Regions from separate parts of the Homo sapiens genome. Here region 1 is linked to region 2. The links are chromatin loops, found by intact Hi-C in ENCODE. Cell type or tissue: OCI-LY7. All regions are shown on one strand. Links, peaks and the distances in the headings refer to the core of each region. The heading gives the core; the rest is flanking DNA.

The links. Peaks named below come from ENCODE experiments on the same cell type or tissue, not always from the same donor. Only the 100,000 strongest peaks of a DNase experiment are listed, where the experiment ranks them.
Region 1: it touches region 2 in a loop (6-fold over the local background); 64 of 110 quality-filtered maps call a loop at or near these places.

Annotation. Positions count from the first base shown.
Region 1 is chr2:6,771,216-6,786,647 of GRCh38, reverse strand. It overlaps LOC105373404 (a long non-coding RNA gene), which reads left to right. Exons shown (of 4, transcript XR_922745.3): 4 at 13,265-13,825. Among named protein-coding and RNA genes, the nearest start is that of LINC00487, 8.6 kb to the right of the region's middle. RefSeq lists an enhancer at 12,282-13,481. In OCI-LY7, for the core only: no CTCF peak of the experiment used is centred there; DNase peaks (open chromatin) are centred at 5,627 and 8,817; H3K4me3 peaks cover 2,056 bases; H3K27ac peaks cover 2,610 bases.
Region 2 is chr2:6,335,954-6,351,385 of GRCh38, reverse strand. No RefSeq gene overlaps it. Among named protein-coding and RNA genes, the nearest start is that of LINC01247, 32 kb to the left of the region's middle. RefSeq lists enhancers at 5,137-5,186, 5,667-5,716. In OCI-LY7, for the core only: a CTCF peak has its summit at 5,919; DNase peaks (open chromatin) are centred at 5,665, 6,495, 8,095, 8,665 and 6 weaker places; H3K4me3 peaks cover 7,521 bases; H3K27ac peaks cover 8,000 bases.

The sequences.
Region 1 (15,432 bases), core at 2,385-10,384, 440 kb before region 2:
GGTTTGGGATGCAAGAGAGAGGAGAGAGTAGGGGAGCAGGCACCTTTTCTTTTCCTTCTTATTTTCTACTTTGCTTCTCTCTCAGTGTCGTGATTTCATATCTCCTGCAAACATAACCCATCCTCCTAGGTCTTTGGCTTTAGATTATGAAGGGAGTGAGGGGTGTTTATGTGTGATGGGAAACTGAGAGAGCAATGGGACTTGATAATTTATTCCAAGTTCAAGTTGCAATGGAAGGAGGCACTGGGACAAGGCTCCCGGGCTTCTGCTGTGTACGTATTTTTCCGAAAAATAAGTCTTGGCATGGTCAGGGTGTCAGGGCCCCTCAACATGTGGCCTTGTGCTCCTAGGGAGGGGCTGGCCCTCCCCTGGCTGGGCTGCTGCCATCTGGACCAGTCATGTTCACACATGGGCTTTGGAGGTCTAGTCCTCAGCCGGTGTGTATTAGGTCACTTTTGCACTGCTATATAGAAATACCTGAGGCTGGGTAATTTATAAAGAAAAGAGATTTAATTGGCTCATGATTCTATAGGCTGTATATAGAAAACATAGCACTGGCATTGCTTCTGGGGAGGCCTCAAGAAGCTTAAAATCATGAAGGGAGTTGAATGGGGAGCAGGTGCATCACAGGGCGATAGCAGGAGCAAGAGAGCACGGGGGAGGTGCCACACACTCGCAAGAACTCACTGACTTATTGTGAGGACAGGACCAAGGGGATACTGCTAAACTATTTACAATAAATCTATCTCCATGGTCCAATCACCTCCCACCAGGCCCCACCTCCAATACTGGGGATTAAAATTCAACATGAGATTTGGCGGGAACATGTATTCAAACTATATCACCATGTGAGCTCAGAAGGCCCCTGTGTGGAGCCAGCTGCAGCAGATGCAAACTCCCTGTCCCTGGCCCTTTCCTTGGGCCTTCCCTTCCCACTTGGCCCATATCCTGCCTCCCTGCTTCCTCCTCACTGTGCTTTCACACAGGACTGTGGGGAGGGCTATGCGTCAGGGCTGCGTATACACTGCAGATGTTCATCCCAAACAGAACCCTAGGAACAGTCATGAACAGATGCTGTCTATCTGGGTATTGGCCAAGTATAATGGCTAAGTTTGTGTATCAACTTGACGGGGCTAAGAGATGCCCAGAGAGCTGGTAAAACTGTATTTCTGGGTGTGTCTGTGAGGGTGTTTCCAGAAGAGATTCACCTTCAGATTGGTGAACTGTGTAAAGAAGACCCAGCCTCACCAAAGCGGATGGGCATCAGGCAATCCATTGAGGGCCTGGCTAGAGCAAAAAGGAAGAGGTAGGGTGAGTTCCCTCTCTCTGCTTAAGTTGAGTCATCCATCCTCTGTCGTCCTTATGCATTGGAGCTCCTGGTTCATGGGCCTTCGAACTCAGAGTCTTACACCAGTGTCCCCCCAATTCTCAGGCCTTCAGACTCGACTGAGAGTTACACCATTGCCCCATCCCCCAACCATCTACCCATTTATCAGTACTCAGGCCTTTGAACTCAGACTGAATTACCTCATGATCTCATGAGTCCATTCTAATAATCAATCAGTCTGTCTACATTTATCTATCCATCCATCTATATCTATCTATCTATCTATCTATCTATCTATCTATCTATCTATCTATCTCTATATAGCTATCATCTGTATTAGTCTGTTCTCATGCTGCTTATAAAGACATACCTGAGACTGGGTAATTTATAAAGGAAAGAGGCTTAATTGACTCACACTTTAATTAGCTGGGGAGGTCTCACAATCATGGTGGAAGGCAAAGAGGAGAAAAATCTCATCTTACGTGGTGGCAGGAAAGAGGGCATGTGCAGGGGAGCTCCCTTTTATAAAACCATCAGATCTCGTGGGACTTATTCACTATCATGAGAACAGCCTGGGAAAAACCCACCCCCATGATTCAGTTACCTTCCACTGGGTCTCTCCCACAACCCATGAGAAATATTACAATTCAAGGTGAGATTTGAGCGGGGAAACAGAGCCAAACCATATCATCCTCTATCTTTCTTATTGCTTCTGTTTCTCTGGAGAACCCTGACTGACATGCAAAGTTCAAGCTGTATGGATTAAGTCCTCTTAATTGCCTTCATCATGTTTGCCCAGATTGCCTCAAGCAATGATTTCATAATCTTTGTTGGTAAATGAGGTAATCCTTGGCGGGAAGTTTTAGCCTTACTGCCTGAATTTTCTTCTCAAATGCTGTATTGTCCCTTTTCTGCTGTTTGCCACCATTTTAGCTAACTCTTCTTGACATTTTAGAGTTTATACTGTGAGCTTTTACAGGGAGGAGAGGTTCCTCCCTTCTCTTTATCTCTCCTGGGGTCATATTTGTAACTTAGCCTGTGAGAAAACCACCTCTTCTTCCTATAGCACTCTAAATTTTTCAAGTGTGTTAACATCTTCCCTTGGGAAGATGCATGAGGCAGTGGAGCACAACATTTTAAGGAGGTATAAAAGGTGGTCCACAGATCCGTGGCCAAGCTTATCTGTTTCCCTGCTTTTTCCTGTGTGACTTTACATAGGTGATTTAATTTCACTTTCCTTGTATGTCAAATTAAAACAAAAGCAATTTTACCACCTTGCATTGCAGTGCAGAGCAAGTGAGAGGCTACATGGAAACCATGCACGCAGGTTGACACACACTGAGCCAGCACTGCACACCGTGGTCCCTTCCCTTCTCCTGCATCTTCACTGGTGTGCCCTCATGCTTCCTCTTTCTCACTCTCTTTTTCTCTCTGGTTTTTATCAGTTTGTTTCTGTATAGCTGAGGAATAATGATAAAGCACTAATCTACCATTTCACTCAAGTGTAAAGCCAGAAAATCTGTTCTTACACTGATATACCAGTTCCTTATATTGATATGCTGATTTATTACATTTGTTAAATATTTTATAATTTGCAAATGCACTCATTTCTTTGCTTATTCATTGAACTCTTCATTCAACAGAGGGTTTATGTTTGCACTGTGCCTGGCATCTGCTTCCTTACGGTACCTGGCAACACCTTCTGAAGTGCCAGAGTGAGGACGTTCCCTTTGCAAGTGTGGATGCCCAGATGAGGGATGCCTCAAGGTCACGCAGGACGTGAGGTCGGCTCTTCTGACTCTTGGTGCGGTGCTCTTTCATCTCCTACAGGCTTAGTGAATCTCAGTTAGCGTCAGAGAGCACATTGGTCAGGGAACCAGGGGAAGCTAAGTGCCCTATAAAAAGCCTGTGTGCCTCCCAAGGAATCCTCTTTTCATTGGAATGATTTACAGTGGGATTTTCATTCTAAAAACCTGCCACCTCCTGAATGATATTTGTAAAATGTTTAACCCCATGGGGATTCCTTCTGGTATGCAGGAGAAGGTACCATAAATTGTTCTGTTTTCTTTTTCAAATGGGAAGACATTAATTATGTTCTAAGAGGTATGCCAAACTAAGTGCACAGGAAAATGCATTTATAGTGAACATTTTGACTAAAAAATGCAATAGACCAGCAAGGTTACTATTTCTCTCTGTCCAGAGTTCCCTGGAGAGTGACTGGAGCTCCTGGCTGGGTCATAGGCCAACTAGGCTAATTTCCGGAGGTTTCTGAGCAGGAGGTGCAGTGCCTGAGTGCAGATGGAGCCTGATGGGAAGGAGGAGGGGAGGTGCTCAGGTGCACGCTGGCACATACCCGCTATCCAGTCAGAGAAGCCAGGTCTACTAACAACCAAAGAACAACCTTGGCCCCCGAGAGGAGGAAGCAAGGCCCGCGTGAGAGCCTGGTACAACAGCACGAGGGACGGGGTTGGCCAGCATTCTCGGGCTGCTTACCTGGGCATCCGGCCCGGAGGGCTAAAGTGGCCTTTGCTGCACCCACTTTGCTAAGTGGTTGTTGTGAAATTTGATGGTAACTCGCGGGCACAGAATTTAGGACAACCTGTTCCTCTTTTTGGATGAAGCTGAATTTATTCACGTGCCACTTTGAGAAAACAGAAAAAGCACAAAGGTCCCAGAAAAAATTGTTCTTTCTTCCCTAAAATCTCCTGAAATACTCCGCAAACATGAATCGTAAAGCCACCCTATCAGGGAACTGGATGCATCTCCAGGAGACAGCCCTGCTTCCCAGTCCTAAATGTGATGCTGATGCTTGTCTCCCAGGGAGGAGCTGGGAAAGACCACATTTCCCGAGGTCCACATTTCCATTGATTCTAGACAAGTAAGTGGAAGGAATAAGGACGGACGGGGTTACCAGGCCTGGGTTCTCGCCCGGTCTCAGTGCTGTGGGAAGTAAAATCAGTCCTTTATATGGGTCTCCTAGGGGCCGACTGTGGGCTTGGTACTGACACGTGGTAATTTATTCAGCACTAACTCCAATCCCACAAGTTAAGAATTGTTATCCCTGCTGTGCTGTTGGTCAACCGGACTCAGATCAGTTTCCATACAGCACGTGTTTGACAGGCGTGTGTTAACTGGGGAAATGGGTAACCCAAGGGTTAGCAAGAAGAGGGGGTGTGACACCCCCTGGGCTCCCACCTTACAGCAGTATGCTGGCCCGGACTCTACGGCATGTGCAGCGTGTGTGGTATGTGTGTATTGTGTGTTTGTGTGTGTATTGTGTGCATGTGTTGTATGTACGTATATGTGGTATATGTGTGCATATGTGTGTGGTGTGTATGTATTGCATATGTGTGTGTACGGATGTACATATATGTGTGTATATGTGTGCATGTGCATATATATAGTGTATAAATTGTGTATGTGTGTATAGTGTGTATATTGGGTATGTGTGTATATTGTTGTGTAGAGAGTGTGTGTGTGTATTGTGTGTATATGTTGGTGTGCACATGTGTGCTTGCCAAGGAAGGGGCCGCTCTCCACTGCCCTATCCCCAGGTGCAAGTATAAGGAGGACTGAGATGCTTGGAGTTAACAGGGAAGGGTCTGACCCAGGGTGTCTGTGGGTAGGGAGCCCAGCTTTGCTGGAGTATTCTGTAACTGGCGACCTTTGGTGAAAAGGGGTTCAGGCTGCTCCAGAACCTGCTCCTCCCTCGCCTCTCCCCTTGCTATGGGGGTCTGAGCTCAGGGCAGCCCTCCAGACAATGCACCCATCCTGCTCAGCCACTGCTAAGTAATCTGGGCCCACAGGGCCGGGCTCTCCCCACTGGGCTAGAGAGGACCCTGCGGCTCCCGAGGCAATGCCTGCTATCATAAGTCGAGTGCACGATGGAGTGAGGATGCACACTCAGTCACTTAGATTTCACATTTTACACTCTTTTCATCATACTCTTTTTCTTTCTTCTAGTATCCCTTCTTTAGCAGCCTTTGTTTCTCCGTTCTAAAAAGCGGCTAATACTGAGTGAGCTGTGTCATAGCAAAGTAACTCGTCTGGAACCTTCTCATGAAACTGTTGTCCAAAGGAGAGAGGAAACACACACACACACGCACACAGGATGGGGGATGTATTGATTGCTTTTTACAGTCATACTCTGTACATATTTTATCACAATTAATCTCTATGACAATGTTGAGAGGCATTCATTCTATTTTATGTAAGAGGAAACTGAAACTAAGAAAGTCAAAGTAACTTCCTCACATATACACAGCCGGTGCCTGCTACCATGTGGAAAGATGATGCCAATCTGGCTGGCAGCCAGAGAGAGAACATCTGTTTTAATAGACAGGAAATGCTGGGATGCCGTGAGAGCCCCCGTAAGAGCCAGGTACTGGAAGCAGCTGTTTCCAGGCGTTGTTGCCTTCCTTGGAGCAATGCACACAGCTGCTTCTGATGGAAGCCACCCTTGGCAATGGCCCCGTGGTGCATGCAGCAGGAGGAACTGGTACTTGGAGCACTGCCAGTGGAACCACCGAGTGAGCGCCACTTAGGAGTGGATTCCACAGGAGCTGCCCCTTCCATGAACTTTGGATAAAATGTGCCCCTTAGAGCCACCATGTGTCACTTCAAGGTAGGGGATGGAGTGCTTAGACCCATGGCTCAGAGGCCTCTATCCCACCATCTTGTTGGGCTTTGCTAGTGGATGTTTCTCTCCTTAGAGGAGGCAAGAGCTCACTAGTCTTTCAATGTATGTCTTTCTGAGGAGTGGGACCCTGGATTTTTATTAGGGCCTCTGGTGGAGTGCAGACCAGGACACTCTGGTAGTGAGCCCTTCCAGCCACACATGATGGAGTGGAAAGATTCTCAGTGTTGGTGTTTCAATGGCTGCAAAAGCTGCCTGACCTTCAGTGAAGTCCTCGATGCCGCCAGACCTCCATTTCATGTGTATAAAATAAAGGCCCTAATGCCTTGCTCATGGGATTGTTGTGAGGAGTATTTGAAATAATGCATCCAAAGCACCTGATGCAACATTGAGAGATTTACTGCCTTCTTGGCCAGAAGTCGTTTTCCTTCCCATCCTTCTCCAATAAACTTTTCCTGGCTCCCAAGTCTAATTTAGGTTCCTGGAGAGTTTGGAATGCTTTTGGTTACAAGTGATGGAAGAGATGAGAAAGAAGAAAGTTATATTGATGAGAAAGAAGAAAGTTATATTTTACAGTCAGTTCCACTGTAACAGGATGCAAATGCGTCTAAAAATCCCCATCCTATGCAACACTGGATAATAGAAACCACAGGGTTGTTGGGGATAAATGGGACTAGCGACACATCATTCTAAATTTTTGTCCATGACATAAAGAATAGTGACCTAATAAAAACAGTAGTATAGTTTTACACAGGCTAAATGATTAACATATGCATAAATACTACAGAAACTATGGTGCTTAACCTTGAAAAAGGCCTGAAGCTTGCTTGAGAGTGTGGGTACTGGGGTTGCAGCTTGTGCACTGTGGTGAAATGGGGGGAGTAGGAGGCTATGATCTGAATGTGTGTCCCTCCAAACTTCATATATTAAAACCCTAACCCCCAATGTCGTGGTATTAGGGGGTGAGGTCTTTGGGAGGTGATTAGGTCATGAAGATTTCATGAAGATGCCACCCTCATGAATGGGATGGTTGCATTTATAAAAGAGGCCTGAGGGAGTTTGTCTGCTCCTCCCCCTATGTGAGGTCACATAGGAGGGTGGCATCTATGAGGAACAGACCCTTCCAGACATCAAATCTGCTGGTGCTTTGATCTTGGACTTCCCAGTCTCCAGAACTGTGAGCAATAAATTAATCTTGTTTATAAATTACCCAGTCTAAGATATTTTGTTACAACAGCCTAAATGGATTTAAACAGTGGGTGATCTGGATTGGGAGGGAAAGTTGTAGCCCCAGAGGTGGGTGGTGAGGCTTCTAACACGTGAGGTGAACTGGAGGTTGGAAAATGCTGGGGTGTGTGTGCATGCACTTGTGCGTTCCTAGTCTCAGATCAGCTGCGTGCAGTTCTGTGTTCACCTGGCATTTCTTGCAAATGAAATCACACATACACAAACACAAAATTTGCCTTATTGTCAAATTGTTCCCTAATATCAACCTCGTTGCAACAAATGTGAATGTGAAATCAACATTGGAGCAGAACCACCTGCACCGGTGTGCCCTGGTGCTCTCCCTCCACTGGGGCAGATGATCTTCCCGGGGAAGACAGAACTGACCCTGGGGCAGGTGGTTGATGGTGGTGGCCCATGCACTTCTGTGTGTTCAGTGTCATGAGCTACTGCAGTTTACTTGTCTCTGGCAAGGTGCATTTATACATTACTTTATTTTTAACTCTGTCAGCCCTCCAAAATGGATAGATACCTTAGAAGTATCCTTGCAGTAAGCAATGGATTGAGGTTAATAATAATAACAATAAACAATAATATTGCAAACATAAGTGAACACAAATAAAACAGCTGGTGTACGTTTTCCTTCTGAAGCAAGTTATCAACTAGTTATAACCGGGTTAAAACAAAAGTCATCTCATAAGATTTGACAAGAGCACAAACAAAGTTTAACATTATGTGAAATTATTTGAAACAATATTTTCATCCACTATTATTAATTTACTCTGTTTGTGCATAGGACCTTGAGGTATTAGCTAAGAAAGTACAAATCCAACACAATTAGTAAGACCTTTAAAACCCCAGTATCCGAATATGAAGACAAACATGTATCATATTTTTGGAAATGCTAAAATTTTTACATGATTCAGTCCTATACGTTGCAAAATTCCGCTCACTCAATGGGAATTCTCTAGATGCCCCCTTTGAGTTTTCTTTCTTAATAGAAAAGAACAAGGAGCAATATCAATTTAAAACACCTTTCCTTCCTACTTTGCTGAAATAATTCACAAAACAAGGTGGCACGTACAAAATCGTGCCCTTCGCCTTCAAACACTTTTGGAAGATGAACAAAAATATTACTGAAGATTGAAGGGCACCAATGTGTGAATAAATTATTCAGTTTGAGGGGTTTTCTACACAGCTGAGTTAAAGTACAGATGTTTCTAACATGCCCAACATTCTGATACTTGCAAAGTTCAGTTTCAATAATGAAATACACAAAGAACAACTTCTTTGTGATCTACAAAAGAAAGACCTGTCAGAAACAAGCTCCATTCTGAACAGCAAAGCATTCATTTAATGAAATAATATTGCATGGAAAAAATTATAGAAGGGTAATCGGTGATGCTTTGTGCAATTAACAACAACAGTTATAATACAACAAGATCCGGTCAGGTATCAGTCATTCACAGGGTTATTCCTGATAAAGTGTCAATTAAAATGTTGCAATATCTTTTAAAGACAAGGGAAATACATATGAAAATATTTCATAGCACACATACGTTTGCTGCAGATCACATGGCAAAGTACTCAGAAGAGCTGTCAAATTTAGAAAAGAGTTATGAAAATTATTATTATTTGAATGCAAGTGATCCATGGGGGACACAGGTGCTGAGTGCTAGTTAACCGCAGATGCTACCAACCAGGTATTTTTTAAATTACTAAATTAAATATAAATAAATTCACACATACAAAAATAATTACCTAAAGTATATAACGTCAACTCATAGGTGATTTATAAACAACAAATGAGAAAGTGACTGCTTTTTTGAGATAAACGTACGCTGTGGAGAGTAAATGGGCAATTCGAAATTAGATGTCTGGAAGTGATTCTATGATAATGTGAATTTATCATCAAAACATATCTCAGCAATGACAACGAAACTCTCAAATCTGTACATTGTGAAAATGTACAAAAACATCTTTAACCTATTTTAAATTTTCTAAAATGAGTTATAGTGTTTTGAATCCATTTGATAAAATTTAAAAAGTGCACTAATTTCTTAATTCACTTGCAAGAACAACTCACTTACATTGATGAAAAAGAAAATTCAGTAGGTGTATTTTAGTAACAGCAACAGGTCTAGGTATAATTGTTGAATGGAATTGAAATGTGATACCAAAATGTAAAAGGCACAGTTGATAATGCCCTTCTGTTTGGATTTATGTACTTTTGTCATATGCACTTTTCAACTATGATTTAGTACAAAAAATGAACTGAATTTACAGCTTCACCTTTATTATATCCCAAAGTGTCAAAGCAACATAAAAAATCATATTTTCTCATTAAAATTATTATTGATAAAATATTTCTTCATTAAAGCACAGAGGTTTGTATTTTTAGTGATAAGCAAAAATTAAAAATTGATTTAAAACCTTATTCATTTTCCCTTAACTCATCCTTTAAGGTGTTTTTTTCTTTTTGTTTTTTTGTTTTTGTTCGTTTGTTTTTCCCTTTTGTTTTGTAAAGCAGTGATCCTTTTTGGCACCAGGGACTGGTTTCGTGGAAGACAATTTTTCCAAGGACAGGGTTGGGGTGGTAGTGGTTTTGGGATGAAACTGTTCCTCCTCAGATCATCAGGCATTAGATTCTCATAAGGAGTGTGCAGCCTAGATCCCTTGCATATGCAGTTCACAATAGGGTTTGTGCTACTATGAGGATCCAGTGGTGCTGCTGATCTGACAGAAGGCAGACCTCGGGTAGTAATACTCACTCGCCTGCCACTCACCTGCTGCCGTGCGGCCTGGTTTCTAACAGGTCAGAGGTTGGGAACCCATGTTGTAATGTATTCATCTTTTTCAGTAGTACGTGTATATAATTACATAATTATTAATACATAATTAATTAATACATAATAGGAGTAGATTCTTTATGTTCTCAGATTGTCCTACTAAATAAATAATCAGAAAACAAGGGAAACCACTGTTTTAGACAATAAATGAGACCTATTGCAACACAACCTGATCATATCAGACAGCTATTGTAAGGACAAAAAGCAAGTGAAAACGGAAGAACCCTTAAGGACATCAGATGTTCTCATCACCATAAACCTATTTTAAAAAATATACAAACACTTGTAAAATGATCGTGGTGTGCTGGCAGTCTGCCAGATAGGATTTCAAGAAACCATTCCTGGGTGTATTTGGAGGAGAAAATAGTATTGACGCCACCGCAGATTCTGAACCCCAGCATCTGTAAAGACTTTGCTAACATTTTTTGCCTTCTTATTCTCCATACATTTTAAAATTGAAATGATTTCATTGTATTTAAAGATGAACCATTCATTCACAGAGATATATATTTTTAAAACCATTAATAATCCTCTCACCTTTACCCCTTTAAGATGCTTCCCTTCTGAGGTCATCAAATGGAAGTTTGCCCGGAGCCCACCGCTGCTGTGTTGGTCACTGTTTGTTAGTCTCCTGTGAAGAAGTGTGTCCTGTCAGAGTGTGGGGGGCATTCTGCATTGGCACTGATTGAGCCTGCGCTCATCCTGCAGGGCGGTGATCATTGTCCACACTGTACAGAAGGTCAGGTTGAGGCTTGGAGAAGCTGAGTTACCAAGTTACCAACCTTGTTCTGCCCCATAGGGGAGTGGTGCCAGCCAAGCTTAATCCAGGAGGGAGGGTGCCAAGCTTAATCCAGGAGGGAGGGTAGGCACTCTTTTTTTTTGAGATGGAGTCTCCCTCTGTCACCAGGTTGGAGTGCAGTGGTGTGATCTTGGCTCACTGCAACCTCCGCCTCCTGGGTTCAAGCAAGTCTCCTGCCTCAGCCTCCCGAGCAGCTGGGATTACAGGCACGCACCGCCACACCAGCTAATTTTTGTATTTTTAGTAGAGATGGGGTTTCACCATGTTGGCCAGGATGGTCTTGATCTCCTGACCTCATGATCCACCCGCCTCAGCCTCCCAAAGTGCTGGGATTGCAGGCGTGAGCCACCATGACCAGTCGGCACTCTTATCTCATTTTATCTTATCTGTGCTCTGTCTTAATGTTCTCTCCTAATCATGGCATAATTCTCTGACTCAGTTCATGTGTGTCGGCCTGTCCTGGTGTTTCCAGGACACTCATGTGCAATTGCACACTGTCTTCCTGGTGACATTAGTGTATGTATGCGTGTGTTTGAGTGAACGGCTGGAACTGCACATGGGCCAATTACATAGGTGGTGATGTGTGTGTATGAAAGATGACAGCAGAATGAATCAGCTAAAGCCATGTGCTAGAACTCTGAAGAATGGGTTCAAATCCCAGGTCTGCCACTTAACAGCTAGATGGCTTTTGGAAAATTTCTGAAATCTCTTTAAGTTTCATTGTTTCTCATCCTTAAATGAGGAAGAAAGTTCCAAAGATACCACTTTACAAGATAATATGAGGAGCTAGTGAGATAACGCATATGCGTGCTTAGCATGTACCTGGCAACAGGTAAGGGATCAATAAGAGGCAGCCTACTGGATAATTGATTCATAGCCAATCATTGACTCACACTCTTCCCATGCATGGTTTCCTTTAGGCTCCAGCACATTTTTTTTTACAACAAGGTGGTACAATGATAAAAACACCACTCTGCTGTTAGACCACGGATTTCAGTCCTTTGTACATCCTAAGAGTTCTGATAATCCAGGAGGCTGGGGGCCATGTTTTCCACTCAAATTGCCCTGGTGCTGAAATGCACCACGTATAGCGGACACTCAATTAGTGTTTGTGGGCACCAATGAGTGACTATAACTGAGTGATTTAATTCTCTGGAAGAGCTATTTTAGGTTATATCTTATGACATTTTTTCATAGTTGTTAATTTTTGGCCAATAAAACAGCAATTTTACACGATTTAACCTAGTAATTTACAGGACTCACGGAATAACTTTTTGAAATAACACACTATGTGAGATTTTTAAGAGGCATCACTAAGTAATTAGCTGAAAACTTGCAGGAACTACAACAAAAATACTGCAAACTTTTCCCCAGCCCAAACTTTCATTTCATGGATGAAAACAAAACAAAATAACAGCCCTCTACCTAAATCAAGGGATTGCTCCTGTTGATTTGGAGAGATAAGGCCAGATACGGAGAGATGAAGTCAGATCGTGGATCCAAGTATTTTGCCTTAAGATTCAGGTCCTTTCTGCCTTAACATTCAGGTTTTTCTAATTTGAAAACAAGCCAATTCACTAATAAGGGTTTCTAAAGCATCCACAATATGAGGAAAGAGCTATGGGGAGAAGAATACAGGAAAATACAGAGATCCATCTTGACAACGTGATCAATCAGAAAACCTAGAAGTGAGAATCATCAGCTTTCATGGAGCGTTTGGAGAAGAGGCTTGTTGGCGCAGGAGGGCGGGGTCTGCGTTGCGCTTACAGGTCTGTAAAGAGAGAAAGGGGACATTTAGGCGGAAAGGTACAGTGGAAATGGCATTAGGAATAGAGGCAGGGGTTCAAAAGGAAGCTGGGTGGTAACAATACTCCCATTTCTTTCGAGTTCATCAATTAGAATCACTTTCTCTGCAAATTTGACTTCACAGGTGATCCGCTTCACAGATGAGGAGGCAGGAATGCCCACAGGGGATTCACCCATCGTCATCAGCCACACGCGGGAGATGTAGGGCCAGATTTCTCCCTCCATCTGTGTGATCCCCAATCCTGTGACACTCCTGCTTCCTTTTCCCGTAGTGGGGGAACTCCCTCCAAATGGAATTTCAGTTGCTTAGATCTTTGAATTGGATAGTACTACCTATGCTCACACTAATTAAACAATTAAGTCGATGCATTTAATTTTATTTTCCCCTGGAAGATGTAATCACCAGTATCGTTATTGAGGAGGGAGGAGGGGAGAAGAAAACTCCAAACAGCAGAAAACATTCCTGAGTTCTGTGCGCAGTGCCTTTGATGGGTGTGCTCAGATTTTTTTCATCGAGGTGGTTTTGAATCAGTTGCAGGCCTTCTTTCATGTGGGTAACTATTTAAAGATGTGATATTCGGGGCAAGCGTTTGTACCAACTCATTTTCTCTGTCTTCTCCCAGGCCGCTGAGGACCGCACAGGGGAGCGGGCGGCGGCATCGCGAGGACTGACCACTGGGTGGCACTGTTGCTCCATGGAGAGCTGCCAACGGCGTCCCCGGGGACCCGGCCACGTTGAGCACAAAAGGTGGGATTTCTAAGGTGTGCTCGGTGATGAGTTTCTTAATGAATTTACCTCTTCTATGGAATCTCCCTCTGCAGCGTCTCCTGCCGCCCGGGGCCGGTTTCTGACTGTGGACTCTGGGTTGAGCCCATGGGGTCAGTGCGCGTGGAGCTTGCACTGCCCAGACCCACAGCCCCAGGAGCAGCCACCTCCCGTGTCACCCGGGCGGCGTCCTGATGACATCACTTAGAAGATTAAAAATAAATTGAAGCACATGTCACCTTAAAGGGGGCACAAAAAGGACATCTGCATGATTTGATGCATCCATGAGAAAGGGCTGCTGGCTTTTGATTTAAACTGTTGGGAAAGAGGATTTTAAAGCTTGTAAGCTGCTAGTATTTCCAAAAGAATGACTATTTTTTATTTTTTATTATTTAAATTAAAAAAGCACTTCCCTGTTCCCCTGTCCCTACACTCTAATTCTTCTTGGCTTTGATTTGGGCGATATTGTAGGCAGCTTTCTGCTCCACGGTGAAGGTCTGCCCGAGGAAGGACGGGGACAATCTTGGGGAAGATGGGGGAGGCGGGGACCGATTTTCCAGCCCAGAGCTGGGGTCTGCAGAACCAGGAGCCCGGGCCAGGCTGGCCTATCAGCCATGACCATCTGTGCACCTTAGCCACCTACTCACAGCACAGCCTCCATCTGCAGATCCACCTAGGACTCATCCATTCCTGACTGGTCTTTTGTTTCAAAACCCGGCAGCCCCGGCCCCTCCCAAGCCTGAAGTCACCACACACGCCCATCCTCCCATCAGTCACTTCCTGGCTAATGGGGACTGAGGCCCAATCATTCTCGTTTTTCATGCCTTGTCAGAGGCCTGAACACAGAGACAGAGGAAGGGAGAGAGAGAGAGAGGGCAGCTCTGGAGGAGGCGCAGAGTATGGGCAGATGTCCTCATGAAAAATTTACAAGGAATAATCAGAGGCCCCTTCTCTCCCCTCTGGCCAAAGTCCCCCTAGGCTTGTTGCCCGGGCCGCTGTGAGAATATTGGAAAAGTCCCCCTCGTTTTGAAGGCAATCTGGTTCTGGGGGGTTAATGCCCAGCGTTGATGCACTTGGCTGTCCTCTTGAGACCGGGTTGCAAATGCAGTTCAGGCAAAATTGATGAAGTATCAGTTAATCTGAGGCTGACAGTTTAGAGAGGTCACAGCTGCGAGGGGCTGCCAGGGTCTCCCAGAGACAGGACTAAGAAGAGTTAAAGCCAGGGAGGGCCCGGTGAAAGGAAGCATTCATCTTCTTCGCCTGGGCATTTCTCAAACATTGCGCCTGCCAGGATCCCTGAGCCTCTCTCCAGGTGAGCAGTGTGAGTGGGGAGGCTTTCACTCTGGTGCGCACAGTCATGCCTCCTCCCAGACAAATCCAAACCCACATGCCTGGTGTTCCTGGCTCCTTGGGAAGGAAGAAGGAGGGAGTTGCTGCTCCTAATTGAAACAGGCAGTTAGGTCTCCTATGCAAATCCCCTTGCTGTAATTGGCACTGTGAGTGCCGCCTGCTCATTCCTCCGTTTCCCGCTAGGGGAAGGTCATCTTGGTAAGAGATGTGTCCACACGGGGTGGGCTCTGAGCTGCTCAGAAGGAACTCTGCAGAAGTGGGGAACCATTGACTCACACCCTTCCCATAGGTGGTTTCCTTCAGGCTCCAGCAATTTTTTACAACAAGGTGGTACAATGAGAAAAATACCGCTCTGCTGTTAGACCACATATTTCAATCCTTGTACTTCCTAAGAGTTCTGATAGTCCAAGAGGCTGGGGGCTATGGCCATGTTTCTCACTCGAATTGCCCTGGTACTGAAATGCATCACGTGTAGGGGAGACTCAGTGTTTGTGAGCACACACTGAGTGACTATAACTGAGTGATTTCAGAGAGACAGAAGAAGGCATGCAAATGCACTTGTCTTGAGTTGTTTTCTAGGGGACATGCTCAGGGCTCTGGGACCTACCTAGTCATCTCGCTGCCTGGAGAGGCGGCTGCTTGGCCATGTTATCTCCATGCCTTCTAAATTAGGAT
Region 2 (15,432 bases), core at 4,798-12,797:
CCGGGCAACCAGGCCCAAAGTTTAGTGGTCAATATAAGTCATATACAAGTTAACGTTAATCAGTTAACCAAAATTATAATTAAAAGTGCCTTCTAAACAATACTTCAACTGAAAAAAAAGAAGAGAGAGAGAGTGGAAAAAAAAGGTGTGGATTTCCTCAAGATGGCACATTATATCCATGGACTAGTTCTGCTGAGTTTTATTTTTTTTTTAGAGGCAGTCTCGCTCTGTCGCCCAGGCTGGAGTGCAGTGGCACAATCTCAGCTCACTGCAAGCTCTGCCTCTTGAGTTCACTCCATTCTCCTGCCTCAGCCTCCCGAGTAGCTGGGACTACAGGCACCCGCCACCACGCATGGCTAATTTTTTGACTAGAATTGCACTGAGCGGGGGATATAGGAAAAAGATCCCCTTGTCGCCCAGCTGACTCTGGGGTATTGTGGGTAACATTTTTCCCCAAAGATAAGAAGTTACTGGATACTTCCTACTTAGTTACCTGTGACTGGAAAGACGTGTTTCGTTCTGGTTTTTACATTTTTTTAAATGGGGAAGAAAACAGTAGAAGTACATTTTAGATCTCATCCATCTCTCTGAGAACAAACAAATAGGCCAAAAAATAAAATTCTCCAAAAAAATAACCCCAATAACTAAAAGATTCTGAAGGCTAACACACTGGACCTTCTCTGCCCCGTGTTCTAGTGGGAGAGGAAAAAGGTAGAGAAAATGGACAGAAACCAAAATTTATTGAACAGCTGAAATGTTCCAGACTCTATGCTAAGTTTCTCATGCTCATGATTTTATTATGGTCTTAAATCAACCTTTTGAAAAAGGTGTTATCTCTGCCTCACAAATCAAGGGATTGCGCCTCAGAGAGGTTAAGCAACTTGCAAAATGCCTCATAGTCAAAATGCAACAAATCTTTTATTTGAAACCAGATCGGTTTCACTGATGTTCACACTGCATGCTCTATGCTAAGATTGAAGGTGGAAGAGGAAGAGAGCAGGACATTTGTAACAAAAGTCCCCGTGCTATGTTACTGTTTGTCTCAGATATTGATGGGTTCCAATCCCCTCCATACTGCGTGCGTGACTTTTGTTTCCCTGGATCCACACCTCATTAAATACGTCATAGCTCCTTGGAAGGTGAGATCATTACCATGCCACACATTTGTAGATCCTCAGAAGATGGCCTTGCTTGGTGCGGCTCAGCAAGCGATGAGCACAGCCAGTGGGTTGGCTGTCAATTCCTTTCTTTTTCAGGATAGACATATTTTACTGTAAACCTGTCCATGTCATTGTTGTTTGAATTCGTGAAAAGCTGGCGCCCCTGGCAAGCGAACTCAGGAGGAAACACTGACGATGTCTCCTCCTCCCATTCTCATGCTGCACCAGAGGAGGACCTGGTGGAGAAAAGTATAGACTGAGACCCTCCCGGGGTTGAAACGTTGCTGTTGAAACCTTTTGTTCTACCTTAGTTTCCACATGACATAATCCTCTCTCCTCCAGCATTACACTTAGAGATGAGTTGAACAGAGAGAACCACATTTTTTACCCTTCTGTTGTTCCATTGTTAACAAAAATTAAAATGCAATAAGTACCTATATATTCCCATAAAAATGTGAAACTTGGAACAAGAAGAAATTTCAAGGCAGAAAAGAACACACACTTGTGTTGACACGGATCTGAATAAACAATGACTTGCAAACACACACTCTGAAATAGCAATTGTGACAGCCTATGATGGAATCATGGAGTTGCTAGAGTTGCCCTTCTGGCTTTTTCAAAACTGTTAAAATTGTACTAACTCTTTTTTAGTTCAAGTTAGTAATCTCTATCAGAAAGCTTTGCCTTGTACATTCCGCAGGATTGAGAAGCTCATCAGGGTTCTGACACATCACTCTATGGTACCTGCGAGAGAACTCACCACACTGCAGAGGAACCATGAGCTTCTTCATCAGTTTCTCCCACAGTCTGAAAGTATCTGTGAGTTTTTCTAGTGCACGGTCAATCTTGTCACCTTGAAAATGTTCAATTAAATGTGTATTCAAATGAATGTCAAACTAAGGATCATCTTGGGTTTTATTGGATTTGTCACAATAGATACCAAACTTAATAGGAGAATTTTTTTAAAGATATTTTGGAAACCTTTGCCACTTACCCAGGCTTATACTATTGCTTGCTTTCCTATAACATCTAAAATGATACGTATACTACATATTTTGACCTTAAGTGCTGAAACATTCAGTTTTTCATTGACCAAATGTATGAGATTAGAGTTAAGAAATACATTTTTAAAAAAGGGTCCTAGGATTATCAAAGCCTGGGAATCAGCCACCTCATCTGAATATTCTGCTCTTTGCTAAGGAGGGTGAGGCTGAACAGAGGGACTCAACTGCAGAGATGTACTCAGACCAACTACCTTCCTAACCTCTGTTAGGAAGGAAAGCATCTCTGTAATAGACACTTTGTCCAGACTCCTGAATTTGATCAATGTGGGTAAGAAGATGACTAATCAATGAGAGCTGAACAAAAGGCATTTTATTATTCAAGACTGTGATAAGATTTTCCCACTTTTAAATGAAAAAAAAAACTCAAATAATTTTAATCAAAAGGAGATTTGTATACCAGATTCATTTAAATTTCTGACTTAAAAAAATTCTACTGGAATTTGATATAGAGAAAAGTCAGGGATATATAATATTGGCATAGAGTTAGTAGAGAGTTAAAATTCATTTTTTAGCTGCACTATCTGCCTAAACTGCCCTTAACAAGATCATTTTTTATACATGAAATTTTGCACCTCATTACCCCTAATTACATCCTTTTAACGGCATTCTTTGAAAATGCAGACTGAACAATGTAGGATAGAAAATACTTATCTTTCTTCTATTCCTGTTAATTGTTGAGTCTTATTCTTAAATCTGACTTCATCTTTTATCTCTTTCTATCCAAACTAAAATGTTTCATTCTGATCTAAACTTCAGAGACTTTTCTTTTTGGGAATAGGGAAAGAAATACACCATCTTAATGAGGAGAGCAGCAACATTTTCCTTTCCACTCTTGTAGCACATTCTTTCTACTTTGCTATATCACATGATTACCCAGTAACCATTTTGGCTTCAAGATTATTAGCTTATTAAGGACAGAAACAATATTGTATAGATCTATTGAATCCTTATAATATCTAAACTGGTGCCTTGAGTAGACTATGCAACTAGTAAGTTTTTATTGAATAAACAGGTTTCATATTTTGCAAGACATCTTGTATTATCTTGAATATTTCCAAATATTAGAAATGTTCTCAAATTTTGTGATTATTTCTGCTTTCCTCAGCTTCTAACAGATTGTTTACTCCATAAAGCCCTTCACAGTTTTCCTAAGCATTTTCTCGTGTCAGTCTAACAAATATTTGAAGATAATTATATTGTGCTTCTGAGTATTTTTTTTCTATACCATTCTCCTTAATGCAAGTTTCTTCATTTTTAGCTTTTAAATGTAATTATCCAGATTGCTCTTCTCTGAGCATTCATCTATAACTATATGTGTGTGTGTAGATAGATAGATAAATAGATAGACAGGTAATAGATAGATAGATATGAAGATATGAAGATACCTGTTAAATATATCTTAGTAAACAGAATTCAAAATTGGATCTAATAATCTGAGGCAATATGTGTAGCTAAAATAAATGGAACTATCATTGCTATCATTTTTATGTAATTCTTCTAGTGATGCTAGTAATACTACCAATGTATATATGGCTACTTTTAAAGTCATATAATTCAGTTAAATCAAAATGATTTTGATTTCAATAAAACCCTTGCTTTTTAAGGCTAGATTGTCACTATCTTATTCTTGCATTTGTTTACGGGAGACCTAAATACTATAGATAGATAGATAGATAGATAGATAGATAGATAGATAGATAGATAGACAGATAGATAGATAGATAGACAGATAGATAGATAGACAGATAGATAGTGATAGACAGACAGACAGACAGACATAGAGAATATTTGGATGGATATTTATTTTGCAATACGCACTTGACATGTGTGATCTAATTCTCACAACCACTTTGTAAGGTAAAGGCGATTCTTATTCTCATTACACAAATGACGAAATTGAGGCTTAGGAAGATAAGTGTACAAGAGTAGGTGATAGGGCCTGGATTTTGTTCTTAAGAAAATTTCCCCTGAATCCTGGGCCTCTACTCACTTCTTCACAGTCATCACTCTGCCTGATGAGGTATTCTTGGAGTTGTGTATGTTTGCCTTTCACCTGCTGTTTCATAAATGTCATGCCACCAGGAAAATGGCTAGTTGAATCAGATATACTTGAGAATACTTGCAGAGGTCTATACATGTGTTCTGTTGGAAAAACTGGACTAGTGGGGTAAGAATGGGGGTTCCTCCTTCCACCTCCAGGTAATTCAGAGGGTTCTCTGCCAATAACTTTTTCCTAACTGAATCTATTGTAACTCAGAATATTTTTTTTTTCTAAGAGTAAAGTTTTGGGCCAAGTCCTACTTTTTGGTGGGAATATCTGTGGACAAGTGGAATCTTGAGTCTTCTCTTAAAACTAATTACTTGGCTATTGTCCTTTCTACACAAATGCAGGGAGAGCCCTGTGCTACTGTTACAATGATGTCTCCTTATTGGGCTGAAAGCACTGTATGAACCATCTTGTCAAAAGTGCTAATGAGTGTATATTTATATTTTCAGGAGAGTATCAAGGGTTCTTTCTTCCCTTGATCTTTTGCACAGAATTAAATAAAACACACCTGGGAAACATACTTATAGAACAAGGTTGAATTTTCTCTATTTAAAAATTGATTTGAGAAAGAAAAGCATTTAAGAAGGAAAGAAAAATAAAATCAAGGAGTTGATTTGAATTAGAATAAAGAATATTGTCCTGAACGTCAGATCACATGTGCTTGATGATCAGCTCACCTCTGCCCTTTTAAAGGCTTTGTTTCTAGGATATCAAGATGCATCAGACGCCATGTCAAAGGCTCCCAGAATTTGAGACTTACATCTCAAAGGCTGTCACATCCCCTGTCCTGCAGATTTCTTATAGAGAACAATACCTGCCTTATAAGACTGGTTCTGGTAAGTCCTTTAATTTTTGGTGTCCAATCAGTTACTAGTAGATGCCAAACCTTGAGTTCATGTTTTAGTTACAGACTTCAGCTCATACTTTCTCAATTATAACACTAAGAATCGTCCTTTGGATAATAACGCTTATATCAAACCTAGAGACTACGTAAGCACAACTTTTCTCTTTTACTGTTCTATTCACAGTTAAAATATCTTTGTGTGTGTGTGTGTGTGTGTGAGAGAGAGAGAGAGAGAGAGGTGGGATAGAGAGAGAGGGACAGAATGAGAACAAATCTGGATTTGTCAAGGAAAAAAATGTTCCATGGCAAAGGAACCATGAGTTGACCAATGGGTACCGATATCTACTGTACACAAAGGATCGAAGCCAGTCCTGAGGGCTAGACGGGAGAAAACATCATAGTGACCCTAACCTGTATTTAAATGTATCCCGTAGAAGTTAGCTAGACTGCAGCCAGAGCAATACAGTGAGTAATCACCAAGTCATGTTTCTGAACTCACATGACTCCTCTGAAACATGTGGTGAAGATATTTGAGGCATTATCAAACACCTGCAGATTTTCAGTTCCTCATTTCTTGCTCATGTGATTTATTAACAGTTCTGCTAATGCAGATAGAATGCAGCCTCAAATTACAGCAGAGGAGAGGGTTGAATGCTGTGCAGCCTATGCTATTCAGAGTGCAGAATATCTGCAACCTAGTTGATCATTTTTGAATCATCAGCTCCATCTTTTTGTTAAATTAACAATTTAACAGCTGCTTTCATCAAAGTTCTTTTGTGTCTACCAACACGATACTGTAATTTTTTTTCCTAAATGCAATTTCCAAGATCATTTCTGTCTTTTCAGTCCCAGATTACTGATTTGCATGTTTGATCAATTTGTATACAAATGTTCAAGAATTTATAAACCATCTAGGGAGCATGAAACACCCTCTAGAGCTCTAGAGAATAATTTGATCCATCTCATCATTCACTTACTTAAATTTCTTTTTCATTAAGAACAGGTGATGAATGAAGGCAGTAAAATATGACTGAGCTTAGGTATACTGTTTCCTAAATAGGAAATATTGTAAACCAAAAGATTTTCACAAAATTCTAGTAAGTGGGAATATTGAAAATTGAGTCAGATTTGTCATAGAAAACATATTTTTTTCTTTTTACCTTTTGTGTTAGTCGGCTTGGGTCACCATACCAAAATACTATACAATGGGTGGCTTAAACAACAGAAATTTATTTCTCACACTTCCAGAGGCTGGGAAATTCAAGATCGAGTTGCTAGCCAATTTGTTCTCTGTCAGGGCCTCCTTCTTGTTTTGTAGATGGGCACCTTTTTGTGACATCCTTGGTGCATGCAGGCACACACACACACACACACACACACACAGAGAAAATGTTCAGGTGTTTCTTCCATTGGACCAGAGCCCAGGACCTCATCTAAACCTACTTATTTCCCCAAGGTCCCATCTGCAAACACTGTCGCATCAGGGGTTAGGACTTCAAAGGATACAATTTGTTTGCAACATCTTTTATAACAACTCAGTCTGCAACACTTCTCATATCTCCAACAATATTTAGGCTTTAATTTATTTTAAAATCATATTTCTAAGCTATATGCATAATAGTACAGCCTGAATGTCTTGAGCTCAAAAGAAGACCTTTAGAAAACAATGCACCTAGATTTTCAAGGAAAATCTATGCTACGTTTGTGGCAGAAGCCACTTGAATTGGCTGATACAAGTTTCTTTCTTGGCTACTGGATCTCATTAGAACCAGCTTCTCCAGATTGGAATGACCTCCTTAAGGGCCCTGAGTATCATCTTCTGTGTCTAGTTAAATTGAGGAGGAGGCACAACCTACTACGTAGCCTTTGCAATCAGGAACAATCAGTCCCCCTTGAGCATTCCTCAGAACAGGAACTGTTCAAATCTGCCCTTTCTCTGAGCTTGTGGGTCCAGACAGTGCAGGAATAGCTGGACAGGTTGGAAGAAGAGAAGGCCAGGAAAATTTCCAGAAAAGTCCCTGAGGCATTCATTGGAGCCGAGAGTCAAGCTCAAGCAGCAAGGTACAAAATACTAACATCAAGTCCAAAGGGTAAAAGACTGAGTTAGGATGGGCTAATGGAATAAGAAGTTTTGGGTAAGTGGAAACAAAGTTGAAATAACAATAGCCCCAAAGCAAATCAGAAGGTTCACGTTTATTACCCCAAACAGTGCTGGGCCAACTGTAGCTTGCCTTATCAGCTACTCCACGTTGGATGAAGATAGCTTTGATCTTCTGGCTTAAAGGATCAGAGGCAGTGTGAGTAGAAACTCAACCGTTTCCCAAAGGGTGGAAAAGCAAATGATATGGCTGGCAAAACACGACTCTCAATGCTTTGGCTTAGATGTGATACATGCCACATTCATTTACATGCCATTGGCCAAAGCAAGTCACACAAACAAGCTTGATGTCATCTGGGTGAGGATACATACTTCTCCAATGGGAGACACTACAAATCCCGTGCATGGTGCAACTGTATATAATTCTTTTACAAGAAAGCAGAGTGAATATGAAGAAGCAATAGTTCAATCTACTACATCTTTTGAAAATAACTTTCCCTTTAGAAAGACCGTCATTTCTCTTGCATGCTTGCTGTTTCCTTCCATTTGTTTTTCAAAACACTAATCTTGGTTAGATTCACATATAGTCTTCATGCCTTTATCTGTGAAGGTGAACACCAGTATAGAATGTTTAGAAAAAGACAAAAGAGTATAATATCATCTTCATACATTCATAATTAAGAATTTCAATTCTCACTCAAAAATTCTAAGAAATCCTACCGGTTTTCCTCTACTAAGCTCATTATCCCACTCTCTGCACTAACTATTTTAGACCTTTGTTTTTCTATTCAAGCTCATCACCCATAATTCCCCTCTGCACCACTCCCCTCACATGCTGCCCACAGATGGCATTGCCTCTCATTTCGTTAGAAAAACAAAAGCCATCAGGTGCCCCCTCACCTCCCCAGCACCGACTCTGTGCACCTGTCTGAGCCTGGACTCATCTTCTTCTTTTCTGTTCTCTTTCTGTAAGAGTTGCTAAATCGTGATGACTGAAGGATGTATAATTGGTACTAAGTTTCAGAAATAAGCCTCCTTAGAGGCTCTGGTAGTTAAAAGAGGATTCCGGTGATTCCCAAAGTTTGCAATAGTCCATTTCTCTAATCTGTCCATGTTTTAGGCGTCCAAAATCAGCAGTTTGCAAAATGCCAACTGTTGACTACGTCAGAATCATGGGATTTCTACCCATGATTCCTACCCCTGTATTTCCAGGATGGGACCTGGAAATACGTATTTTACTGTCTGTCCAAGTGATTCTAATGCATTGCTCAGTATAAAGGTACCTATTACAGAACCTAAGGTGCCTTTAAAGTTTTAGATCTGTGGTTCTATAACTTTGCCTCATAATAAAATTACCTGGGGAGCTTTTAGGGCGCCTGAGGCCCAAGTTACACTCTGGACCAATTAAATTTTAATCTCAGCGGTTAGGGCTAAGAAGTTGCCATTTTTAGACCTTCACAGGTGTTTATGATGTGCAGCAAGCCTAAGAACAACTTCTCACTTTCAGCGAAGTGTGCAAGGCTAAGGGTGCCTTCTGGCTGCACTCAGAGGGGCTTGGATGGGGAGTGCAATATCACAGCTCCACATTGAGGAAGCATCCCCAGGGATGGTTTTGCAACAGAAAATATTGTTCATGCCACTCAAACTGGGAAAAGACCACCTTGTACCAAATGGAAATAATTAATCTATGAAGAAAAATACTGCTGAGGCAGCATAAAATGCTGTAAAGTGTGCCAGACTCAAGGTCAAAAGAGCTGTGTCTGTTGTTTGTTACCTGGGACAATCTTGGGCAAGGAATTTGATTATTCTGAACTGGAGTTTTCTTACCAGTAAGGCGGATGCTACAGTACCAGCCTTGTTGTATGGTTGCTATTTTATTTCATTAAGAGAGCTGACAACTGACATATTCAAATGGTCAGAGTGCTTTTCATTGGAATTTGGGGAGCAATTTGGAATTCCTTATTTGAATCTGGAGTTAAATCTTTATTAATACATGTAGTTTTCTTATTTGTTTTTATATTATTAAACTCTTTTCTAACCTTTTAGAGAGCCAGTCTAGCTCTTTTGTCTTAGAATAATTTTACATCCCATTTTCTTAATTGGCCTAGAGATTCTGTAGTATTGGTGCTTGTTTTCTCTATTGCTGCTGAATACCAGGAAAGAGCCAAAGAGTACCTTTGTTGCCCAGATATCTGATAAAGTCCAGATGCATCTGGAAACCATTTGGAATTCACGGGCAAATGAAGTAGGTCATAAAATATGAAGAACTCAAGAGAAAAAATAAACTACCAAGGTTGAATTATAAGGTAAGGTCTTAGCTCTTATCTTTCTTAATAATGCCTCCTCTGCTTGCCATGGCAACCACATGTGCTGGCAGTTGTTATGGCAAAGGGAGAGGACTGCAAATAGAAGAGAACTGTAGGATTCTGCAATGGAAGAAGGTATTTCTGAGACTAGTAAAAACACAGACCAACATGTATTGTTATGATCTAAGCCTCATGTGTATGAATAAGGGGGTATCACAATGAACTAAGATTTCGTGAGGCACGTTCATCTTCATTTTTTTTTATTTGTTGCAAAATGAGGTCTCATTGGTGAGTCCTCATACTGATGCCTATAAAGCACTTGTCACGGTACTTAGTTCATAGAAGGTACTCTCTATCTGTTAGCTGAATATAAATAACCTGGATGAACAGTATGTGTGTATAAGGCTGTTGGCATATGGATTTTCTGTAGAAAAATTTTACTTAAAAAGTAAGCAAGAATCGAAAGTTTGATTAATAGACAATTGGAACAACTAAAATGAAACCCTTTTTCAAGGACACCTACCAAGTGAACTGATGCATTTTGAAGGGCATCTGATGAGTGGCCATGCCATGGCAGCACATTTTCTGTTTGCCTGTGCTGTATGGATTCATATATGATTACAAAACCCAGAGTGACCCATTAGTACAAAGTAGGCATAAATTTATGTATTTATTTTTTCAAATTAGCGAAGTGTTGAAATTTCAGGATCCAAAGAAACCAAGAGACCTGTTAAAGGGGTTATTTCTTTGACCGTTTATCTTTTGCTTGAAACAATGTAGAGGTGCATTGACCTTTTCTCACCTCCATGTCAGCTTTCACATTTGTGTGTTTCCAGTCTTCTTTGAGCTAGTGAAGTGAATTCTCACAAAACCTAAATATTCTAGATTCTCTGCTTCCTTAATCAGTGGGTAGAATAGTGGGCCTGGGATTTTCCCCAGCATGGCGTGGTTTTCGTGAAGGGGATGGAGGAAATTTTGAACTCATTTGCAATTTCTCTGAGGACAGAAATGATAGAGACCATAATAAGGACAAATTAGACTGTAGTGAAGCTCAATATGGTGACCTTATTTTGTGTGTGTTCAGTGGGTGGATTCTACTTTTTCTTTATAAATGTCATTAAATAGCAAGCTGATGTCACAATGGGCAGAGGTCTCTCACAGAAACTTACCAAGCATTGCACATTCTACTTGTTGCAATCTGTGAAAAAAACCTTGTAATAAATACACATCTAGAACCTGATGTGATTCTCTTTTGTACAGTAGGAAAAACATAATTTGTTATTTCATTGAAAGATAGAACATACCATGAATGTGTATGGTGAAGTCAGGAGGCTTTAGACGCAGCAGGAGAGTGTGATAGTGGTCTTCTCTACTGGTTTAGAGAAAACATCAGGTTCCACTTTAGCTTGGTGTTCTCCAGGTCCTATCATGTAGGCCAGGGGTGTCCAATCTTTTGGCTTCCCTGGGCCACGCTGGAAGAAGAATTGCCTTGGGCTACCCATAAAATACACCACCACTAACAATAGCTCATAAGCTAAAAAAAAAAAAAACTGCAAAAGAATCTCATAATGTGGCTGGGCTTGGTGGCTCATGCCTGTAATCCCAGCACTTTGGGAGGCCGAGGTGGGTGGATCATGAGGTCAGGACATCGAGACCATCTTGACCAATATGGTGAAACCTCATCTCTACTAAAATACAAAACATTAGCCAGGTGTGGTGGCGCATGCCTGTAATCCCAGCTACTTGGGAGGCTGAGGCGGGGCAATTGCTTAAACCCGGGAGACGGAGGTTACAGTGAGCTGTGATGGCACCACTGCACTCCAGCCTGGCAACAGGGCAAGACTCCTTCTAAAAAAAGAAAAAAAAAAGTATCTCATAATGTTTTAAGAAAGTTTACAAATTGGTGTTAGGCCACATTCCAAGTCATTCTGGGCTACAGGTTGGACAAGTTTGATCTAGGCCTTCCTTTATGAGGTTTAGCCCCTGTGGTCCTAGATAGTCCCAATTACAGCAGGAAGCATATTGACAGTTTTAGCCCCAGTGAAAGCTGGGATTAGAAATTAGGCTTATTTTCACAAATATGTTTCTATCTTTGTACTGAGAATAAGCTGGGAGTGTCTATGTGGCACCTCTTTCTGGCTACCATGGTCAAGAAGGCTTGGCTACAGCTCTAATTTCCTGGCCTTTCATCTGAGGCTACTAAATCTTTGTGACTATTCTTGTTTGTTTCTCTGGGTTTCCACATCTAGATTTTATCTTTCTGTGAATTAACTTAGTTTGGTTATTTATGGGCCATTCCTAGATGAATTTGGATATTTCCTTGCTGTATACCTCTGTTGTCCCTCACCAATGGGGCGGATCCAATTAGACCTATAGATACACTGTCTAGATCCCACCCCCAGGGAGGGCTTGCTACCACACCCAGTAAGGGGGGTCAGCCCAAGGACCCCAGCTCTCTGCTCCCGTAAGGTCTGCCCTCAGCTGAGGAGAGCCACCTGGTCTGGGGTTACAACTTTCCCAGGGCAACCCGAGGCCAGGAGAACAAGGTCGGGGTAAAGGCCCAGGCATTCTGAACAATGGGGACCTTGGCCAGGGGCAATACTCCTTTCTGGAGCTCCTGTGGGACTAGCCATGGCTCCTTTTGGCCTGCACAATGGAGTTGCCTTTTTCCCCCGGCCCAGTTCTATTCCTTCCTGCTTTTTCCCACAGGTGTTGATCCCTAATAAATATCTTTATGCCAAACCCTGACTCAAAGTTGTCTTCTAGAGAACGGGGATATTAGAAATAGAACTCTCATTTCTTCTACAGGGAGAAGCAGCTAAGAAGGACAAGTTCTCCAGCTCCTTCTCTTTCAGGTCCTGAGGTTCTGTGATGCCAAGCAGAGCAGCCACAGATGCTCTTATCTGCTTGTGGAAAAGCAGAATTCACATTCCTTCTAAGCCCAGAGCTACAACCCTCCCAGTCAATCACTGCCTGACACAATGTTCACGTAGTGTGAAGGACTTATTTCAACTTTATTTTGCTCTTAAGTTCTGTGATAATGGTATACCCCTGCCTTTTGGTATAACTGTACAAAAGAAAAACGTTCATCTTTTATGTACAAAGAAAATTTCACCTTTTCCTTGTTGCTAAGTTTGGGTTTTCAGGCAGTATTTGTCAACATCTGGCTGGAGTCCTGGATCTGCCACTCATTGCTTGAGTAACATTTTTTTGTCTCAATTTCTTCATCTCTAAAATTAAACAGCACATCACTTACTTCCTTAGGTGGCTGATGGGATCAACAATATTTGAAAGAGAATAAAGAAATATGTACAAACATATTTTACATGCTAAAACATCTTATAATTGCGAGGAAGTATGATGATGAAGGTTATGATTTTCTAGCTGTTTTGCAGTCGTTGGTTGGAAACTTTGACACTGTCTATATTTTCCGTTCTAGTTCCATTTGCGACTGGCGCCTGACATTTACAAGATGGCGATGACAGGGTGCAGCTTTTTGCTGGGGGACAGAGTTCTGCCCCAGCCCAGACTTAAGTGGTTCATATGGTGATTGATCCCCTGACCTTGGGCGCATTAACTTTATCCTCTCATGAATGGAAGGAACCAGCCATAAGGATCTCTTTGTGCTTACAGTTTTCTTTGTATTTCTAGAAATCAGAGCCGCTACTACCCAAATTGTGTGTGTGTGTCTTCTGAAGTGTCTACCCTTTGCTAGACAGTTTCCAGGTGTATAAAAAGTTCCCTGTTTTAAATAAAGTCACAGCATGAAAGAAAAACGTGGAAAGCACTGTAATATTTCTTGATTGATAAGAGCAGGTAATAAAAGTGAGAACTAAGATGCTTGGAAACTTTGAAGGAAGAAAATAATGTGATTTCACATCTAATCCCGTGACAAAGCATGGAGATTACTCCAATCTCAGGGCCCGGAGGAAGATTCTATTGTAAGAACTGAAGATTTCCCTCTTGTTCACCAAGATCAAATTTATCAGCTTCCTTAGTTTAGTTTGGAAACATTATCCTGCTTCTATTTTAGCTGAACCCTTATGCAGTGCAAGGAAATTGAGGCGGGCACATTGAGAGTGGTGGTTTTTCTTGTTTTTACAAAAACACAAGATTCTCTTTAACAAACGCCTGGGGAACACCTACTCTGCCAGTGCCTTAAGGCCACAAATGTAAACTCATTCATGCATTTTCCCCCAAACGACATCCGGTATCACTCTTTCGGAGGATAGATGTGTATAGCGGGTGGGAGGGGATGCTGAGAAGAGTAACCCGATCTCCAGGCACATCTGGGTCTTCACTTCACTGTTTCACAGCAAGGGCAGAGAGCAATTTTACAAAGACATGATTGGACAAGCCAGGAAAAAGAAGATCCCCTTGGTCGCTGATGGGCTTTTATTCTGATGGATTTTTCTGAACACGCAGGAGTCACCATTCAGAATTCCTTTTCTCTTTCTCACAGGATCACCTGAGAGAAAGCCACCTTCTGCTTGTTTCTCCATCTGTCCTTTGCTGGCATTCCCCTTGCAGCAACCCTGGGGCCAGGGAGCATCTGATCAGAAGAACTCACTGCCTCTGTGCCCACAAGGACACGCCTCTCACACTGTGCTTCTCAGACTATCTGTGGTAACGAACCAGATGTTTGTATGTTTTAGGTTTTTTTATTATTATTTTTATTTCCAGTCTGTATGGAAGTTGCTTTTGTAAAATACAATCCCAGTAAAATATTAACAAATTAAAATTTTGAACACCATTGACACAATACAAGCTCTGTCATCATCACCATCATTATCATCAACAACGTAGTCATCATCATGCTCATTATACTCAAGAAGCCGAACATTATTCTGCCAATTCTGCTTCTTTACTTACTGCCTTGAGAACTGGCTACAGCCAGCTTGCTGAGGGCCACTGGTCCCCACTCCACACTGCTGGCACTATTAGCATGTGCCTTCCATACATAACAGGATCCTCTTCCTTCCTGGCAACCTTGAGCCTTTCAGTGCTTTGCTCAGTGGAGGAGGAGGGAAGATGAGTTAGGTACTGAAGAGAAAATGGCCAGATCAGACTGTGTGAGGATTAGATACTTTTCCAGGGGAGTGGAAGTCAAATACTGTACAATTATCAGGGGAGTGGAAGTTCTGGAAGAGGCAGCCACAGGTCTGAGAGAAGCATATGGGAGACATTGTGAAAATACCAGGTGTCGGGGTGACATGCCCTTTGCTCTGAATTTCTAGGTATCGGTGAGTTGAAACATTGTTTCTCTGGCTACAAATTTATTATGTATTATTATAGCCAATGTAGGAAAGTACAGACAAATGTAAATAAAAACTCCTTTAAAGAACACAATCAAGAGACCTAAAATATTTGGAACATTTTCCTTCAGGTCTTTTATTCCATGATGTTTAAAAGTGCTTCATATCTGGGAGGCCTAGGTGGGCAGATCACCTGAGGTCAGGAGTTCCAGACCAGCCTGACCAAAATAGAGAAACACCCTCTCTACTAAAAATACAAAATTAGCTGGGTGGGGTGGCACATGCCTGTAATCCCAGCTACTTGGCAGGCTGAGGCAGGAGAATCACTTGAACCCGGGAGGCAGAGGTTGTGGTGAGCTGAGATCGTGCCACTGCACTCAAGCCTGGGCAACAAGAGTGAAACTCTGTCTCTTAAAAAAAAAAAGGATGCTTCATATCATACGGAACCCATATCGTTTTTCAGCTTCTTCATTTAAAACTGTATAGTAAATGATTCTCCATGTTATTAGTTTAACTTTAAAATCCTAACTTTAATGGGTAAATATTGTTTCATTCATCTATGAATCAAAAAGTATTTAACTATTGCTTTTGTGACATTTAGATGATTTCCGATTCATTTGCCAATATAATGAGCAATAAAATCAATATATTTTTGTGT